2 separate regions of the Mus musculus genome follow, and region 1 is linked to region 2. Evidence: chromatin loops called from intact Hi-C (ENCODE). Cell type or tissue: left cerebral cortex. All regions are shown on one strand. Each heading gives the region's core, and the rest is flanking DNA. Links, peaks and the distances in the headings are about the cores only. Region 1 overlaps Scmh1 (sex comb on midleg homolog 1). Region 2 holds the start of Scmh1 (sex comb on midleg homolog 1).

Region 1 (8,672 bases), core at 303-8,302, 110 kb after region 2:
GGCGGTGAAGTCATTTCAGGTAAACTTTTGGGCTAGTTTGGCCTCCTAACCCGAGTGTCAGACCTTCATTCTGATGAGAGATCCTAGTACTGACTTCATACTCATAGGCTCTGGAGAATGCAAACGTATCTCATTCCTCCAGAGTCCATACTGCCAGTTCCCAGGCTCTGCTGGACTTATATAACCTGAATACCATATAGTATGTACCAAATACCTCTGCCAAAAATACCTAACACAACCTCTAAACTTTGGTCCACACACAGAAAATATAAGTGTTGCTTAAAGCCATTTCATAGGAAATAACATAGGGCCTATGTTGTTGCAGCAAAAGAATTTCCTCAACTGGCTCCAGAGGAGCTTTGACCTCCTTTCATTTCTCTGCCTCCTAAGCTTCTGGGCCTATAGGACCCATCCAAGAGAGCTGAATTCCAGGATAGAGGGAAAATGCGAGCTTGATTTAACAGTATGGTACTTTTTCTGCAGTAACTGACAATATTTTCCTGCTGTGTTCTATTTCTTTTCGGTTTTCTTAAGTCCAAAATCTTATTTTTACCCACCAAGGCTACAATGGCTTGACCTACCTTGTGCCTTCCAGTCTTTACTCTAATGTTTCCTTATAGTCCCCCCCCCCTTTCCCCTTAGCAAGCTGCTATGGTATTAAGGAACCAGCTGACAGGAAGCATAAACAGCCAAATAGTCCTTTTAGCAAATACCTGTTGAGCCTTTACTGTGTGGCAGAGGTTTCTGCCAAACACTAGCCAGGAAAAGGGAAAACAGACTCATGTCTGCAATGGTGGAAAAGAAAATCTACATACTCTATAGAAGGGTGACAACAGAAATGTTACAGAGGCAAGTCCAGACAGTCACTGGATGCATGGAGGATGGGTACTGCAGATACATTCAAACCAGGTCTTGAGGCCCAGACCACTCTCTGGCCTCCTTTGCAGCCGTCTGCAGGGTCTGAGGTGTCCTAACTGCCTGCAGTTGCTCTTCACCTCTACTGCCTAGAGTTCTTCCTCTTTAAAACTTTCTTGAGTGATTTATCTCCCCAGATTTCCATTTCCTCACTTCCCTCAAAGACACTTACATGAGCCTTTTGCTTTTTAAAAATTATGACAATATTTTGATAGAAATTAGTATGTAAAAATAACAAGTGTGAAACATTTCCCAATGTTGTCCAAATCCAGTATCCTGATGTAGATTGGAAATTGTATGTCTAGGCCGCTGCTAACAACAGCAGTATTATTTCGGCATAGCCTCCCTGTTGTTGGGCAGATTTCTTGTGAACACAGCACCCTAGGTGAGCGCACTTCCTGAAAGAGGCCCAGCCAGGTGATGAAGCAGATAGCATTATGTTCATAGTTGTTTGCACAGGTTGAGTCAGACCACACCAGAGCCCTGAGGGTGCAACAGACCTGGCCTGGCACTCCCATGATTACACGCCCTTTGGAGTTAGAGGCAAAAATCAAAGCCCTTGAGCAAGGAAAAGAGCAGGAAGAAAACAAGTGGGCAAGCAGCCTGGCACTGCCTTTTGTAACCTGCCAAGCCTAAGACACACATGAGCTGAGCTTCTCCAGCCGGCACGACCCATCGTTGTACAACTTACTTCTTTGTGTACTTGACTCCACAGCCGTGTTTGACCGGGAACAGCACACTCTGAACCTCCCAGCAGTCAACAGCATCACCTATGTCCTCCGTTTCCTGGAGAAGCTCTGCCACAACCTTCGAAGTGACAATCTGTTTGGCAACCAGCCCTTTACACAGACTCACTTATCACTCACTGCCACAGAGTATAATCACAACCACGACAGGTACCTACCAGGTAGGAGCTGGGATGGGGACTGGGCTGAGCTGTGGCTGTGCAGCCAGGAGCGCCTGCGAGCCTAGCACCCACACTCCGGAGATCTGGTTTCTGCCCTTTACCCTTGCCACATCTGGGTTAATCTAGGGGGTTTTGGGTTTCTGCCACTTTAAGTCTTCAGAATTTTGCTGTCACTCTAGAATCTCTCTTTCCTCTGGACCCCTGTCTCGAGAAGTTGTCCTATGGGTTCCTTCTGTGCAGCCCAAGAAGCCCCAGCACATCTCTCAGTATGAATCAGAGGCCTCATGCAGCTCTCCTTTGCTAGCTACAAGGTTTACTCTTAGGCTAGAGATGGAGGAAGTTGTTCCTTTTGATTGGCCATCCATTCTTTTCTTTGGCATGTGGCCCTAACTTCTAGCATTGCCAGTCTAACAAGTCCATTCAAGTTCCTGCTGTTTCCAACTAGGCTGGAAAATAACTTTTTAGTTAACATACCAGAGCCACAATGAGAAAGCGGATGCCACGTGGCTAGGTCAGTGACTAAGCACTTCCCAGAGTGCTTGAAGAATGAGTGGAGCTCGGCAGCTCTGATCTGGAATACAGGACACAGAACCGAGGGAGGGAGGAAAGCTTGGTCCAAACAGAGAGAGGTAGGTTGCTGTTAAATGGGAGGAATTGTTCTTTAAAAGACACCTGTGATGGTGCCCTGAGTAGAGAGGAGGTACGTCAGCCTGGGGCTACTCTGTCTATCTCAGGTTCGTGAGTCTGAAAGGTGCCTGGGGCTTCTGCATGGGTCTCACTCCCACACTCCCTTTCCTGATGTCTTTTCATCAGACTCTTAATGAAAAGACTTCTGACGAAAGTATCACTTCTAGAGAATGTACTCAGGGAAGAGACCACACAACCAGTCTCCTCTGACCCCTCTATACTTCTGCCACAAATGAGGATTGCTTATGTGATTTGAGGTGAAAAGATACCTAAACTACTCCTTTGCCTGCATGTCAACCAAACATCTGGGCCCTGCAGCTGTCTCATGCCTCTCAGGTGGTTCTTTTCTTCAGAGGAAACTTCTTAAACTACCTGCTCTAAATTGCTTTTTTTTTTTTTTTAAACATCAGAACCTATAAGAACAGTCCTTCAGTTAGAATGTTGTATTGGATAGGCTGGAGTTGGAACAGACAAAGACAACGTGTTAAATATTCTCAGCCATTGTCATTTGGGAGCCCTGGGCTCTGTTTCCCTAATGAAAGGCCTGACTGGAAATCTGAAAGAGGAGGTGCATGAGAGGGAGCTGCACAAAGAGAAGAAACTTAGAACACTGCCCCTCATGAACTGGGAAAGTACAGCGGCTGCTGGGGGCATGCCCGCAGTGGGCCTCTAGTCATGAAGAAGAGTAGGGGTACCCTTTCTAGCTGTGACTGTGTCCCATCAACCCCATGTCAGACAGGCTGCACCAACTCTGAGCCTCTCTGCCCACCAAGCTGTTCTTCATGGGAGGTTTCAGCATGTTGTCTACTTGCATCCTGCCTTCTGTTTACTTCTTACTAGTAGTTTTAACTGTGCCCAGACAAGCCAGGCCTTTGTCTAGACTTCTGACTCCTCCTCTCTGTAGCTTGTCTTCTCTGCCTGCCTGTTCCTCTGCTCTGATACCTCATTGGCACCTATATTTTTCTGGTTATTTACCGGCCCTCTGCAGAGCCCCATTAGTATCTGTAGCTTTTTTTGTTTGTTTTTCCTTTAAACCTGTTTTGTTGCCATTCCCCCACATTTCCTGGAGCCCTTTCCCCTTCCTGCCTTGCCACCACCTTGCCCTACGACATCTGTGGACTTGGCTCAGCTGACCATGTACTTACAATGTAACAGAGAACCATCAAAAGTTCATATCCTGTTAAGTTTCCTTACCTGAACTGAGATTTACTGTTCTCACTGCTCTATTTTAGAAACTTTCAAACCTATAGAAAAATTACAACAAAAGTAAAACGCATCTTCACGAAGAGTCACTTTTAACTTTTTGTAGCATTTGCTCTGTTGCACTGTTCACACATATACTGGTATCTATATATTTAATACATATCTATGTACATGACTTTTGTTTATTTAACACACAAGAATTAACTGCAAGTGAAATTTTATCTTGATTGTTTGTTTTGGTTTTTCAAGACAGGATTTCTTTGTGTGGCCCTGGAACTAGGACTATAGACCATGCTGCCCTTGAACTCACAGAGATCTACCTGCCTCTTCTTCCCAGGTGCCACCATGGCCCAGCTAACAAGTAAAATATTTTTCTAGGGGCTGGAGAGATGGCTCAGTGGTTAAGAGCACCGACTGCTCTTCCGAAGGTCCTGAGTTCAAATCCCAGCAACCACATGGTGGCTCACAACCACCCATAATGAGATCTGACGCCCTCTTCTGGTGCATCTGAAGACAGCTACAGTGTACTTAGATACAATAATAAATAAATCTTAAAAAAAATATTTTTCTACATACCTCTTTTAAAGAGCATAGAATACAGGCACATACCTGTAATCCCAGCCCTCAGGAATTTGAGGGGAGAGGTTCACACGTTAAAGGGTAGCCTGAGGTACACAGTGAAACCCTGCGTCAGAAAGAGTGAAGAGGGAAGAAGGGAAAGTGGGAGGCAGAAAGGGTGGTGGAAGGGCAGAAAGAAGAACATTAATTTTTGTATTCAAGAAATGTAGGGGCTGGAGAGATCTACATGTTGTCTCACAACCATCTGTAATGGGATCTGATGCCCTCTTCTGGGGTGTCTGAAGACAGCTACAGTGCACTCATGTAAATAAAATAAAGAAATAAATCTTTAAAAAGAAAATAAATGTAAATAAAATACTCCTGGGCTATTATATCATCCAGATGAAAAATTTCCCAGTCATCTCAATGATGTCTATTGTAGCTGTTTTTGTTTTGCTTTGTTTTCTATAATTTAGAATCCAGTAAGAGATTTTTATTGGATCATTTGGTGCCTTTTACTCTCCTGTCTATTAATCTTCTTTTATCTAGAGCTGTTCTCTACTCTTTCTGTCTTCTCTGATTGGCATTTTGAAGAACCCAGTCCAGGCATTTTAGCTTTAGGTCATCAAACATTTATAAATCCTCACTCTTTGACAGATTCCATATTGGATTTTAGGAGACAGAGGTAATACAGACTCACTCAACTCCTGCACTCTGAAGCTAAGAGAGAAAGCATGGATCAGAGATGCTCCAGCCCAGCTGCTTATGATCAGCAAAGAGCATGAAAGGCAGTGGATGAGAGGACTCCTGAGTGAGAGCAGGCTAACAGTAGAATCCCTTCTGCAGCGTTACGTGTTCTGGGTCAAGTACCAGGCATGTGAAGGGGCTCCTTTGGATTCCCTAAAATAATGGCAACATGAGGCAGGACATTTATTTTAATTCAGCTAGTTACTATGGCTATTGACATTAGCTATGATTGGAATCTACCTTGCATTAACTTCTAGATCTGCTGCTTTGAGATTTCTGGGCTGCCATGTGCTAGGGGAAGTAGTTCCTTTGTTCCCAGTACTCAGTGACTTGAGTTGTTTCTGGCATAATCATCCATCCATCCTCAGCGCCCTTTTTCTGGGAGTCAGCTTGCTTATCTATCCAGACAGAGATGGAAGCTCTCTAGCCATCGTGGTAGTGTAAATTAGCTTTTCTGCTGTGATGTTGGACAAATGAGGCTGTGCCACTGCTCTGCTGGATATCAGCGGGCAGAAATGAGGTCCTTGCTGTGTATACACACCATCAATAAAAGGCAGCTCTTCTCTAGATCTTACTGCAAGGAGGTACCTTACAAGCATTCCTAGTGGAAGGTAGCAAGCAAGTGAGCGAGGAAAGGGGAAAGGGTGGGAAATAAATATGGAGAAAAGTCATGGGTAACAAATACTCCCAGAGGAACCTGGGAAGACAGGCAAGACTCAGAGTACAGAGAGTAGAACATGGGGGACAATTTGTAAGAAGACAGATTTCAGCTTTAAAAAAAAAAAAAAAAGAGGGCATTTTAGCCATTAGAACTCTCAACAGTGACATATTTGCCAAAAATCTTCTACGAGAACAGTCAGTCATTGAGGGTGGGTAGATGAGCAGTTTTTTTCAAGTAGAGGTCAGAGAACCACTGAATCTAGAGAATATTATATTCCGCATGGCTTATTCAGCCTGCTTTCTAATAGAACCCACGACCACCAGCCCAGGAGCGGCACGGTGCACAGTGGGCTGGGCCCTCCCCCATCAAAATGATCTTATGGAGGCATTCTCAACCGAAAGTCTCTCCTATCCTATAACTCGAGGTTGTATCAAGTTGCATAAGACTAGTCAGTATACCATCCTAAGCTTTAGGTTAGATCCACAACCTGGTGACTGGGTCCTGCTGTCTGATATTGTCCATAGAGGTGCATAATTGTCATGGGATTCCCTTCTCAAAGGCTTTCAGATGTTCACAAACCCCTTGGAAGGCTTCCTGTGTGTGGATAAACGTCTCAGGGTTTCCCACAGTGTAGTAAGAAGCAGTCTGCTAAGTGTCAGAGTCAAGTTCTTACCCTGATCTGAGTCCCTGTGCCTGAGCTCCCCTGGCTTCTTGGAATGTTTCTGTGGAACAAGGTCAGTACAGATAAAGGACTAGGGGCATCGAAGGAACAGGTTCTCTGCAGACAGGCTTCTAATCAGCTGTCATGGAGTATTTCTGAGATGTCCTGCTGATCAGCATCTGCTTCTAAAGAACCCTCCTGTCGGGATTTACTGGCTCAGTAATTAAAAGCACGTGCTCTGAAATAGTGAGGATTTGAGTTTGAATCCCTACTGCCCACGTTAAAAAGTAATTGTGGCTATATGTGCTAGTAACTCCAACATTGGGGGTCAAGGACAAGCAGATCTTGGGATCTCACTAGCCAGCTAGCCTAGTTCAAAAAACAGTGAACTTCAGGCTCAGTGACAAATCCTGTCTCAAGAGAATGAAGCAGAAAATGCTAGAGGAAGACACTCAGGATCCTCTGGCCTCGACGTGTGTGTGCATGGGCACACACATCCAGAAGCCTCCTCTGAGCATTTGCATCCTTCCCACAGCCCTTATCCTCATTGTAGCATCTTAGGACTAAAGAATTATCTTCCGCCTAAAGTAACTCTATTCCTTTTCAGTTGTCCTTATCCAGAAAAGGAAGAACTACTACTATCTCAGGCCAAAAGGAACAGTCTAGAAAGAGAGTCCAGGGAGGAATCCAAGTCCTGAGCTCCTGAGCCAGAAACAGGAGTGATACACAGGTGTCCTGAGTCCTTGTAGGGCTTTATGTCTTGCTGCCTCTTGTTCCACTCAGGAAGGTACCTGGAGCCAGCATTCTGCCAGTCCCTCCAAGCTAGTCCCTACTTTAACTCTGGTTTTATTATTTTCCAGGTGAAACCTTTGTCCTGGGGAATAGCCTGGCCCGGTCCTTGGAGACACACTCAGACCTGATGGATTCTGCCTTGAAGCCTGCCAACCTTGTCAGCACATCCCAAAACCTTCGGACTCCTGGCTATCGGCCCTTGCTTCCCTCCTGTGGCCTCCCATTAAGCACTGTCTCTGCTGTGCGTAGGCTCTGCTCTAAGGGTAAGCTGATTAGGGCTCTGTGGGCCTCATGACTTTGCCCTTCCTTCCCTTGTTCCTGGGATCAGAGAGTACTAAGGGGAACTAGTTTTGCTGCCCTACTGGGTGTTAGGACTGGGGCTATACTCACCTTTGTGCCTTGCCCAGCCATCTGCGATGTTATTGGTATTCTGGGCTTGGTTTAAAAACAAACAAACAAACAAACAAAAAAAAACCCCATAAATTGGGAGCCAAAGACTTAGAACAAAAAGGGACAGAATGGAGCTAAAGGCAGAGCATAGAATCAGCCGCATGAGGACTGTATGGCTTTGGCATTGCTGAAACAGTGTCAGAGTTAGGGCTTATAGTATGGAAAACTTCCAAACTGATGAGTTTAGAGTTGATCATGCTGGCAGAGCTAGGCTACCAGTGGTAATCAGAGGCAAGACACAAACAGAACTCTATCTGAATAACGGAGTGCTGGCTTGAACCTGGACTTGAGGGACAAGACTAGAGAGAATGGGCCAGAACCGAAGTGAAAACAGCCTGAAAATTAGGATAGTGTTAGAAACTTCTCACTAGATTAATTTAGAAAAGCTTGAAGACAGTGAGGAAGGAGGAAGTGGGGACTGTCTCCTAGGTTTACAGTGAGGAAGGAGGAAGTGGGACTGTCTCCTAGGTTTAGAGATCTAGATACAGTTTGCTGAATGGTGCCATTCACTACAGAAGACCTAGAGATGGAAGGGAGGGAGGGGCATGAGTCATCTTGGAGTAGACAGCAGACAGCGGCTGGTGCAGGTCAGATTCATAGGAAGAGTGCAGTGCTTAAGGGTTTGGGACCATTCATCAATTACTGTTGAAACTTTACAAGTAATGAGTTCCCAGGAGGAAAGGTGGGATGAGAAGAGCAGCTTACCAAAGATGGGTGCCTAGTAGGCCAAGTGGGAAAAGTGGGAGCAGAAACAGGGGATTGCACAGCAGGAAAGGCCCCCAGTGTGAGGAGAAGGGGGCATTGGTTGGATGGTGGCTGGACACTCCAAGAATGTTTAGCAGCAGACCTGAGGAATACCTACACAACTCAGTAATTGGTAGGTAGTTGGTAATCTTATCAAGAGACATGGTGAGGGTATTGCGATGAATTGAGAAAATATCAAGGGAGAATTGATCAAAATAAAGACAGGTGAGAGAACCTGTGAGTCCAAAGAAATTCTTATTGAGTACAGCACTTGGGCATGATTGCCAATAGATAACTTGAACTTGTGAGAGGTTAAGGCAGAGAAGAAAGGAATGGTGGGAAGTAGT
Region 2 (8,672 bases), core at 224-8,223:
AAACAGAAGGCGGGTCTGGCGAGGTCAGCCTCATACTTTGTAACCAACTGCTCTGCTCCACCACACCATGGGAGCCTTCTCAGCACCCCAACACATAGTCCCTCAGACTTTTCATCGCAGGCTACTCAGTGGGTTCCTGGTAAATGTGGATTACTTGTCCTGTGATGGTATATGCACCATGGTCACAGCAACTTGGGGAGAAACAGCCCATTATTGAGGGGAGTCAGGGCAGGAACTCAAGCAAGCAAGGGACCAGGAGGCAAGAGCCAGTGCAGAGGCCATAGAGAGATGCTGCTTACTGGCTTAACAGTTCTCATTTTCCTGAAGAGCTGTGGGCACAGGAATCTTCACGCTGTGCTCCCAACAAGGCATTATTATTCTTTTTTCCAACAAAGCATTATTAAGAAAAGGACACCTCAGTTCACTGACCCCTGAAAGGACCTTAGGGGCACCCTGAGGCTCAAAGTGCATATTACCATGGACTCAAAAAAAAAAAAAAAACCAATTTGGATGGCCTTTCCTTCAGTTTCTGTGTCACACTTTGTCTCCATATTTCCTCCTGTGAAATTTTGTTCCCCCTTCTAAGAAGCACTGAAGCATCCACACTTTGATCTTCCTTCTTCTTGAGCTTCATATGGTCTGTGAATCATATCTTGGGTATACTGAACTTTTGGGCTAATATCCACTTATCAGTGAGTACATACCATGTGTGTTCTTTTGTGATTGGGTTATCTCACTCAGGGTGGTATTTTCAAGTTTCATCCATTTACCTGTGAATTTCATGAAGTCATTGTTTTTAATAGCTGAGTAGTGCTCCATTGTGTAAATGTAACACATTTTCTATATCCATTCTTCTGTTGAGGGGCATTTGGGTTGTTTCCAGCATCTAGCTATTATAAATAAGGCTGCTATGAACATAGTGGAGCATGTGTCCTTATTACATGTTGGAACATCTTCTGGGTATATGCCCAGGAATGGTATAGCTGGGCCCTCAGGTAGTACTATGTCCAATTTTCTGAGGAATTACCAGATTGATTTCCAGAGTGGTTGTACCAGTTTGCAATCCCACCAGCAATGGAGGAATGTTCCTCTTTCTCCACATCCTTGCTAGCATCTGCTGTCACCTGAGTTTTTGATCTTAGCCATTCTGACTGGTGTGAGATGGAATCTGAGTTGTTTTGATTTGCATTTTCCTGATGACTAAGGATGTTGAACATTTCTTTAGGTGCTTCTCAGCCATTCGATTTTCCTCAGTTGAGAATTCTGTTTAGCCCTGTTCCCCATTTTTAAATAGGGTTCTTTGGTTCTCTGGAGTCTAACTTCTTGAGTTCCTTGTATATATTGGATATTAGCCCTCTATGTAGGATTGGTAAAGATCTTTTCCCAACCTATTGGTTGCTGTTTTGACCTATTGTGGTTTGCCTTACAGAAGTCTTGCAATCTTCTTTTTGTTTGTTTGTTTTTTGTTTTGTTTTGTTTTTTTGTTTTTTGAGACAGGGTTTCTCTGTGTAGCCCTGGCTGTCCTGGAACTCACTCTGTAGACCAGGCTGGCCTCGAACACAGAGATCTACCTGCCTCTGCTTCCCAAGTGCTGAGTTTAAGGCATGCCACCATCGCCTGGCAAGCCTTGCAATCTTATGAGGTCCCATTTTCAATTCTTGATCTTAGAGCATAAATATTGGTGTTCAGGAATGTTTCCCCTGTGCCCATGTGTTCGAGGTTCTTCCCCACTTTCTCTTCTATTAGATCCAGGGTATCTGGTTTTCTGTAGAGGTCCTTGATCCACTTGGACTTGAACTTTGTACAGGGAGAAGGAAGGTCCATCCAGAGACTGCCCCACTTGGGAATCTATCCCGTATACAGTTGCCAAACCCAGACGCTATTGCAGATGCTAGAAAGTGCTTGCTGACTGGAGCCTGATATGGCTGTCTCCTGAGACGCTCTGCCAAAGCCTGACAGATACAGAGGCAGATGCTTGCAGCCAACTATTGGACTGAGCATGGGGTCCCCAATGAAGGAATTGGAGAAGGGACTGAAGGAACTGAGGGGGTTTGTAGCCCTATGGGGGGAGCAACAGTGTCAACTGGCCAGACCCCTCCCCCCCCAGCTCCCGGGGACTGGATCACCAACCAAAGAGTATACAGGGAGGGACCCATGGCTCCGGCCATATATGTGGCAGAGGATAGCCTCGTTGGACATCAGTGGGAGGAGCGGCCCTTGGGCCTTAGGGGTTTGATCCCTCAGTGTCGTGGAATGTCAAGGAGGGAAGGCATTGAGTGTGTGGGTGGGTGGGGGAGCACCCTCATAGAGGCTGGGGGAGCAGGGATAGGATAGGGGGTTTTTGGAGGGGAGACCTGGAAAGGGGATAACGTTTGAAATGTAATAAGGAAAATATCCAATAGAAGAGAGAGAGGAAAAAAAATTGAAGTTCTAGTGTAGATGTGCAAGGATCTGCCGTGCTTTGGCTTCCCTTCATTCTCTAACATTAACAGCATCACCACCAGATTCCCAGAGCCTCTCAGACTCTTGATAGCCATCCCTGCCACACCTTTGCTCTCAGTCTCTCCTCATCCTGAGAAGCCTTTCTTTGCAGCTTCCTCTAGGAACCAGATTGAATGAGCTTCGGGCTAAGTAAGGGCTGCTTTCCCGGAACTCTCTGGTTCTGGTGTGAGTTCCATAGCTGTGATAAAGACCCCTACCAAAAGCAACCTGGGAGAGGAAATGGTTTATTTGGCTTACACTTCCACAACATTGTTCATCTCTGAGGGAGGTGAGAACAGCAACAGGGAGACAGGAAATGAAGCTAGGCTATGGAGCAACATCCTTTATTGGCCTCTCTTTATACCACCTAGGACCACCTCTGCCCAGGGGTAGCACCTCCCACATCAATCATTAGACAAGAAAATGCCCACCCAGACTTTGCCTATAGGCCATTCTGATGGAGACTGTTATGCAACTGAGATTCCACCTTCTGAGATAAGAGTAGATTTGTTTCAGGCTGATAAAAATCAACCAGCATTTCCCTTAACACCTGACCTCCAGGCAAGAGCACAGCCAGTAAAATTGTGTGATCTTGGAGACGTAGCTCTCCCCCCCACCCCCATGAACTTCAGTTTCCGCGGGCTAAAACATAACGTTCTTGAGACACAATTGTGTGTGGGGTGGGGTAGCATCATTGGAAGGACCCTAGCCACTGTAGTACCTAGCACGCTAACATTCAAAGCCTACTACGGGGCAAAAGTGAAGGCCTGCTTTTGTTAGTCTTGTTGCACCTTTTGGGGCGCACTGGTTTTCTCCTCATAGTAGTTTTCCTCCCGCCTGCGCATTGGAAAGACTAAAGGTGCGAAGGAACTCTTTTAAGATTACTCCACAGCCGGCCACCAGCTGGGTGGGGGCTGAGGGCCGACGGGATTCGAACCTGGGACCTCAGAGGACGTCATTCACTTGTCTGGGAGACGCGAGCAATCCAGTGGGTCGCGGCTTTTTTTTTTTTTTTTTTTTTTTTTTTTTTTTTTTTAGGGCTGGCGGTCGCGAGGCGGGGGGAAGGCGCGAGGGGTCGCCCCTTCCCGCCGCCCCGCGCGCGCGCGCGAGAGAACCCAACGGCCGCGGCGCGCGCCACCTCGCGGCAGGAGTCTCTGGCGGGCGGGGCTGGGCAGCTCTCGCCCCCGCCCCCCGCCCCTCGGCCGCCGCCGCCGCCGCCGCCGCCGCCTCGGTGGAGCCCCCCGCCTCCCGCCGCCGCCTCAGCCGAGCCGCTCTCCAGAGCCGTCGCCCGCCCCTGCCGGCGTCCTCGCTCGCTCCCTGCGCAGCGGAAACATGGCGGCTGGATGGGAGTGAGCCGCCCGCGCCCCGCGCCGCTGTCGCCCTCAGGTAAGCGCCTCACTGCCACCCCCGGCCCGGTCCGGGCCCCTCAAGGCCCGCCTTACGGCCACGGGCTGGAGCGAGTCCCCGCCCGGTGACCCTGGTGTCTGTGTCCGCGGCCCTCCGGCGGCCGTGTCAACCCGGCCAGAACCCCGGCGGCCTGCGCCGCATCTGCTCGGGCCCAGTGTCCGGCGGCGGCCTGACGCGTCGGGGTCGGTCGGGGGCGCGGCGCGCGAGTCCCCGCACAGGGCCCCTTCCGAGCGGGGAGCAGGGCTTGGGGCGGAACCGGGAAGCCTGGCTCGGGCCCAGTGCGGGGGCTCTTTCGGGCTGCTGGGACGCGTCGCCAGAGAGATTCGCCTGGGTCCCAGCAGCGGAGCACCGGGGGTCGTGAACACAGTGGGCTTGGAGCTTTCTTCAGGGGTCCCGGGGCTGGGGGCGGGGTGGGGGAGACTCACTTGTGTCACCTGCCTGGAGCCGGGCAAACACCCGGCGGCTACAGAAGGTTTCGAACCTGAGACAGGGAACGGCGGACAACCTTAGAGCACAGCAGGGGAAGGAGTTCCCTAGTAGATAGGTGAACCCCAAAACATACCCCAAAGCGAAGAGATCTGAGAGTCATCCAGGCTCCCCCTACTCTTATCCTATTCGGGAAGGAAGTTATCTTTAAAAATTCCAAATAATACCCTAATAATTTGGCGAACCTTTTAGGACGGCTCTCCGTCCTAGTCCTAATAACCTTTCTAAAGTAAGGCCGTCCAGTCTGGTCCTGGATGGATTTGGTTATAGGTAGAAAGGAACGGCTGTCTCTCGTCTTTCTGCTTCGTTTCCTCTTGGGCAGCTGTTAAGAGTGAAGATAGTAATCGTGTCCCCTGAGTCTTATTTTGGCTAACTCCCAATTCCTTTAGTCTTTTTCTTTACTCTGGTCTTTGATCCGCTCCTTTGATGAGCACTGGTTTGCCCATATTGCCCCCACAGAAGAGCTTCTTGTGAGCAGAGAGACCAAGCTCAATCATTTCTAAGGGAAGAGCTTTGACCCTAAAGGACTGACCTTAAATAAAAAGTACTCTCCCTTCCTCATTTTCGTACTGCGTTGAACTTAGCGGGTGGGGGTAGGGAGGGGAGAGGGAAAAGCTGTATAGTAGTAGCATGTGTTCCCCCAAGCTAAAAGAGATCATCCTGTTTTGTGGTTTCTCTTCCTTTGAAAAATTGAACACTTCATCAAGTGAGCTAATGTATATCAAAAGATTGTACAGTGTAATATATCATGCAGATAAAAGAGCTTATTATTTTTGCTCTAAAAAGGACTGAGACCTAGATTGGTGCCAAACTGCAATTTAATATTTGCTTGGAGAGAGAACTGCCTTATGACAATGAACTCTGCTTTTTTTCCCTGCCAGCAGAAGGCCTCAACTTGCTGTGAAAAAAACACTTTCTGTTGCTCATTAAAAAAGCATTCCTTTTTTTTCCTTTTTTTTTTTTTAAAGTTTAATTCTTAGCCTTGGTGGTACGTAGGGTTAAAGTACTTAAAACGGATCTTTTATTAGTTTTTTAGACCTTTGCCTAAGCATCCCTGCAAACAAGTAATTTCTTAAGCCCATTAGGGAAGTGATGGCTTTGTAGATAAAATGCTAAGATCTGTGGCTGGGACCTCATTCAAGATCTGAGCAAAGTTTCACTGTTTTTGTAACTAAGGCAAGCGCATACCAGCAGTCAGAACTGTGTTTATCTTTGTACTTATGTCTTTGTTTTTTGAATTGGTTAGTGGTTTTTAAGTTTGTAGCACATAAGTCAAAATTTTAAAGGTGTTGCTTTTTAATTGTGTGTGTGTGTGTGTGCGCGCGCGCCCATGGAGGCTAGAGGAATAAGATTTCTCTACAACTGGAGTTATAGAGAGTTGTAAGATAACAGTTGGGTGCTAAGAGCTAGGCTTGGTTCCTCTGGAAGAGAGATACATGATCTTAAACATTGAGCTATCTCACCAGCTCCACACATGTCAGATTTTAATTTCTGGAATGTTAGTTTGTGCAAATACTGTTTCACTTTTGTGTAACTTGTTAAAGAATTATATGGTGCCATTCTGTACAGAACTGCACCCTCCAGGGTAAGGATTCAAAACTGGGAAAACTCTGATATGAACATTACAATGAAATTTAAACTTGCTGTATTGTAACCTTTATACTTATATACTACCATGTGTCAGGCATTGAGTTATGTATGGTGTAGACTGGACACACAGATAAGTGGGACATTTGTAACATTGTGGAGCTGGACCAATGTGGTGCTTACACAGGCTAGCTCAATAAAAGTTAAGCACTGCATGGAGAGTGAGGGCTTTTGAACTAGCCAGGCTTTGAGGGAAGGCTATGGGGAGGGATGAGCCTAGGCTCTGGTGATGAGGGGGCCAAGAGGAGTAGAATATGCCTTAGAGAAAATAGAACAAATAAAGGAAAAGTAAGAGAAAAGGATTGACCCCCACAAAACCCACAACACTTTGTGACTGCCAATAATGTAACGGTAGAGATAAAATATAGTAAATTATGAAGGTCCAGCCAGGCAAAGACTGTGTCATGGTGGACCTTGTATATATAAATATTGTGAAATTAATTCAGTGGGGGATGTTCTTTAATCACTGAAGGCTTACTTTAAAAAAAAGTAGACATGGTTGAAGTAACATTAAAAATGGTTACAGAGATGAAAAAGTAAGAAATGAGTTTGAGAAAGCTTATGAGGTCTTATGTGTATGAGGGAATAATTCATGTTGTATTCAGGTCTTAGGCTTGGATAACCATAGGAGGAGGGTGTCATTAATTGAAACAGGAAACACTTGGAGATGGGTTTATTTTATTCTTATTTTTAGATTTAGCAATTTTTTGAGTTAGACCAGGGGACAAATAATGGAAGTAATGTGGAAGAAAATAAATTGTGGTTAGGACATAAAATATTAGTTTATTATTATAAATAATAAAGTCTGATGTGGACCTGTTCTAGGTGACAACTAGATATGCATGTATATGTGTGTGCGGGATATATATATGTGTGTGCGGGAAAGCTAAGTGAAATACAGCAGAAGCGAAGGTCATTGAAGTGGAGTGTGGCGGAGCTGTGAGGACAGCAGAGTGATTTAGGATGATGGGATGAGGAAAAGAGGAAGATTGTGACCCAGGTGCAGTAAAGATAAAGGATTAATTGAGGTGGTAGATGACACAGGAGGCAGTCGGGCAGAAAGTGGTACTGCCAGATGGCACAAACCTCAGAGGAGGACTTTTAAATGCAGGAGTGGATAAGTCAGGGTTTTTACCTTTTCCTTACAGGCAGGGTTCTCATCTCTTCATTTTTATTCAGGGCTCATATCAAATATTGTTTGCACCAAGACTCTTTTTTGAGTCTTGAAAATAAGGAAACATACCATATACTGAATCTTTTCTGCCCATATATAATGACAAAGGGATTTTTCTATGTTGCTTGTAGGTAAGTAGGAAACAATTAGATAAAGCAGTGAGATTAACCCATGGTTTTGGGACAATCCAGAAGAGTCTAGGCTTTGGATTTAGAAACACCAGGATTCACATCTAGGCTCTGCTATTTCTAACCTTATGCCTGTAAATACCCTGATAAATATTAAAAAAATAAAAATAAATAATACAAATAAGTTCTTATTTCATAGTTTCATAGTTTATTTCATAAACTTATTTCAAAGTTTACATAAAAAACATAAGCACTAGAAAAGCAATTGGCTCTTTATATAAGTAAAGTAAATGCTAATTTTCTTGTCTTTACTGTTAATGGGCTTATGCTCTGCTTGTAGAAATAAAGCTTTTCCCGCACACTTACCAAATTATTAGGCAAAATACAGTAAGTATTCTTTTATCCGAAGGACTAAATGAACAGTAGGAAAGAGCAGTCACTTTCAACATTTGGAAATAAGTTTAGTCTTCACACTCAAGATACATTTCTTTGGGCCCTGGAGATATTTCAGTAGATTAAATAATAATTATGTCTCCATACCAAGTATACTCTATCAAGTGTTTCAAATTAATTAGATTTGACACAAATTTGGGTATTTGTTTAAGTCAACAGTGGGCTATGTGGCTCGAGAAATGGACTGAGCTTTTCTGTGAGATCCTTGACACTATCAAATTTGGAATTGGTTCCAGATATATTAGTGAGCGATAGGTTGTACGTCCATCCTCTCTACCTACATCAGTTCACTATGTGTTCATTTATACACATTAATTCAGAAGTTCAAATTTTTTTATTATTGGATATTTATTTCATTTACATTTCCAATGCTAACCCAAAAGTCCCCCACACCCACTCCCCCACCTACCCACTCCCACCTCTTGGCCCTGGCATTCCCCTGTACTGGGGCATATAAAGTCTGCACGACCAATGGGCCTCTCTTTCCACTGATGGCCGACCAGGCCATCTTCTGATACATATGCAGCTAGAGACATGAGCTCTTGGTGTGTGGGGGTACTGGTTAGTTCATATTGTTGTTCCACCTATAGGGTTGCAGATCCTCCCAGCTCCCTGGGTACTTCCTCCAGCTCCTCCATTGGGGGCCCTGTGATCCATCCAATAGCTGACTGTGAGCATCCACTTCTTTGTTTGCTAGGCCCTGGCATAGTCTCACAAGAGACAGCTATATCAGGGTCCTTTCAGCAAAATCTTGCTAGTGTTTGCAATGGTGTCAGCGTTTGGAAGCTGATTATGGGATGGATCCCCGGGTATGGCAGTCTCTAGATGGTCCATCCTTTTGTCTCAGCTCCAAACTCTGTCTCTGTAGCTCCTTCCATGGGTGCCTTGCTCCCAAT

Evidence for each region. Peaks named below come from ENCODE experiments on the same cell type or tissue, not always from the same donor. Only the 100,000 strongest peaks of a DNase experiment are listed, where the experiment ranks them.
Region 1: a loop joins it to region 2, with 2.3 times the contacts of the local background. A loop is called at or near these places in 3 of 42 quality-filtered maps.

The regions. Positions count from the first base shown.
Region 1 is chr4:120,515,256-120,523,927 of GRCm38, forward strand. Scmh1 (sex comb on midleg homolog 1) reads left to right here. Exons shown (of 18, transcript NM_001379185.1): 13 at 1-19; 14 at 1,631-1,822; 15 at 7,200-7,394. Among named protein-coding and RNA genes, the nearest start is that of Slfnl1, 13 kb to the right of the region's middle. In left cerebral cortex, for the core only: a CTCF peak has its summit at 4,557 (motif pointing left); a DNase peak (open chromatin) is centred at 2,286.
Region 2 is chr4:120,401,590-120,410,261 of GRCm38, forward strand. It overlaps Scmh1 (sex comb on midleg homolog 1), which reads left to right and starts at 3,759. Exons shown (of 18, transcript NM_001379185.1): 1 at 3,759-3,867. In left cerebral cortex, for the core only: a CTCF peak has its summit at 3,608; DNase peaks (open chromatin) are centred at 3,409, 3,851, 4,049 and 4,727; H3K4me3 peaks cover 2,287 bases; H3K27ac peaks cover 1,372 bases.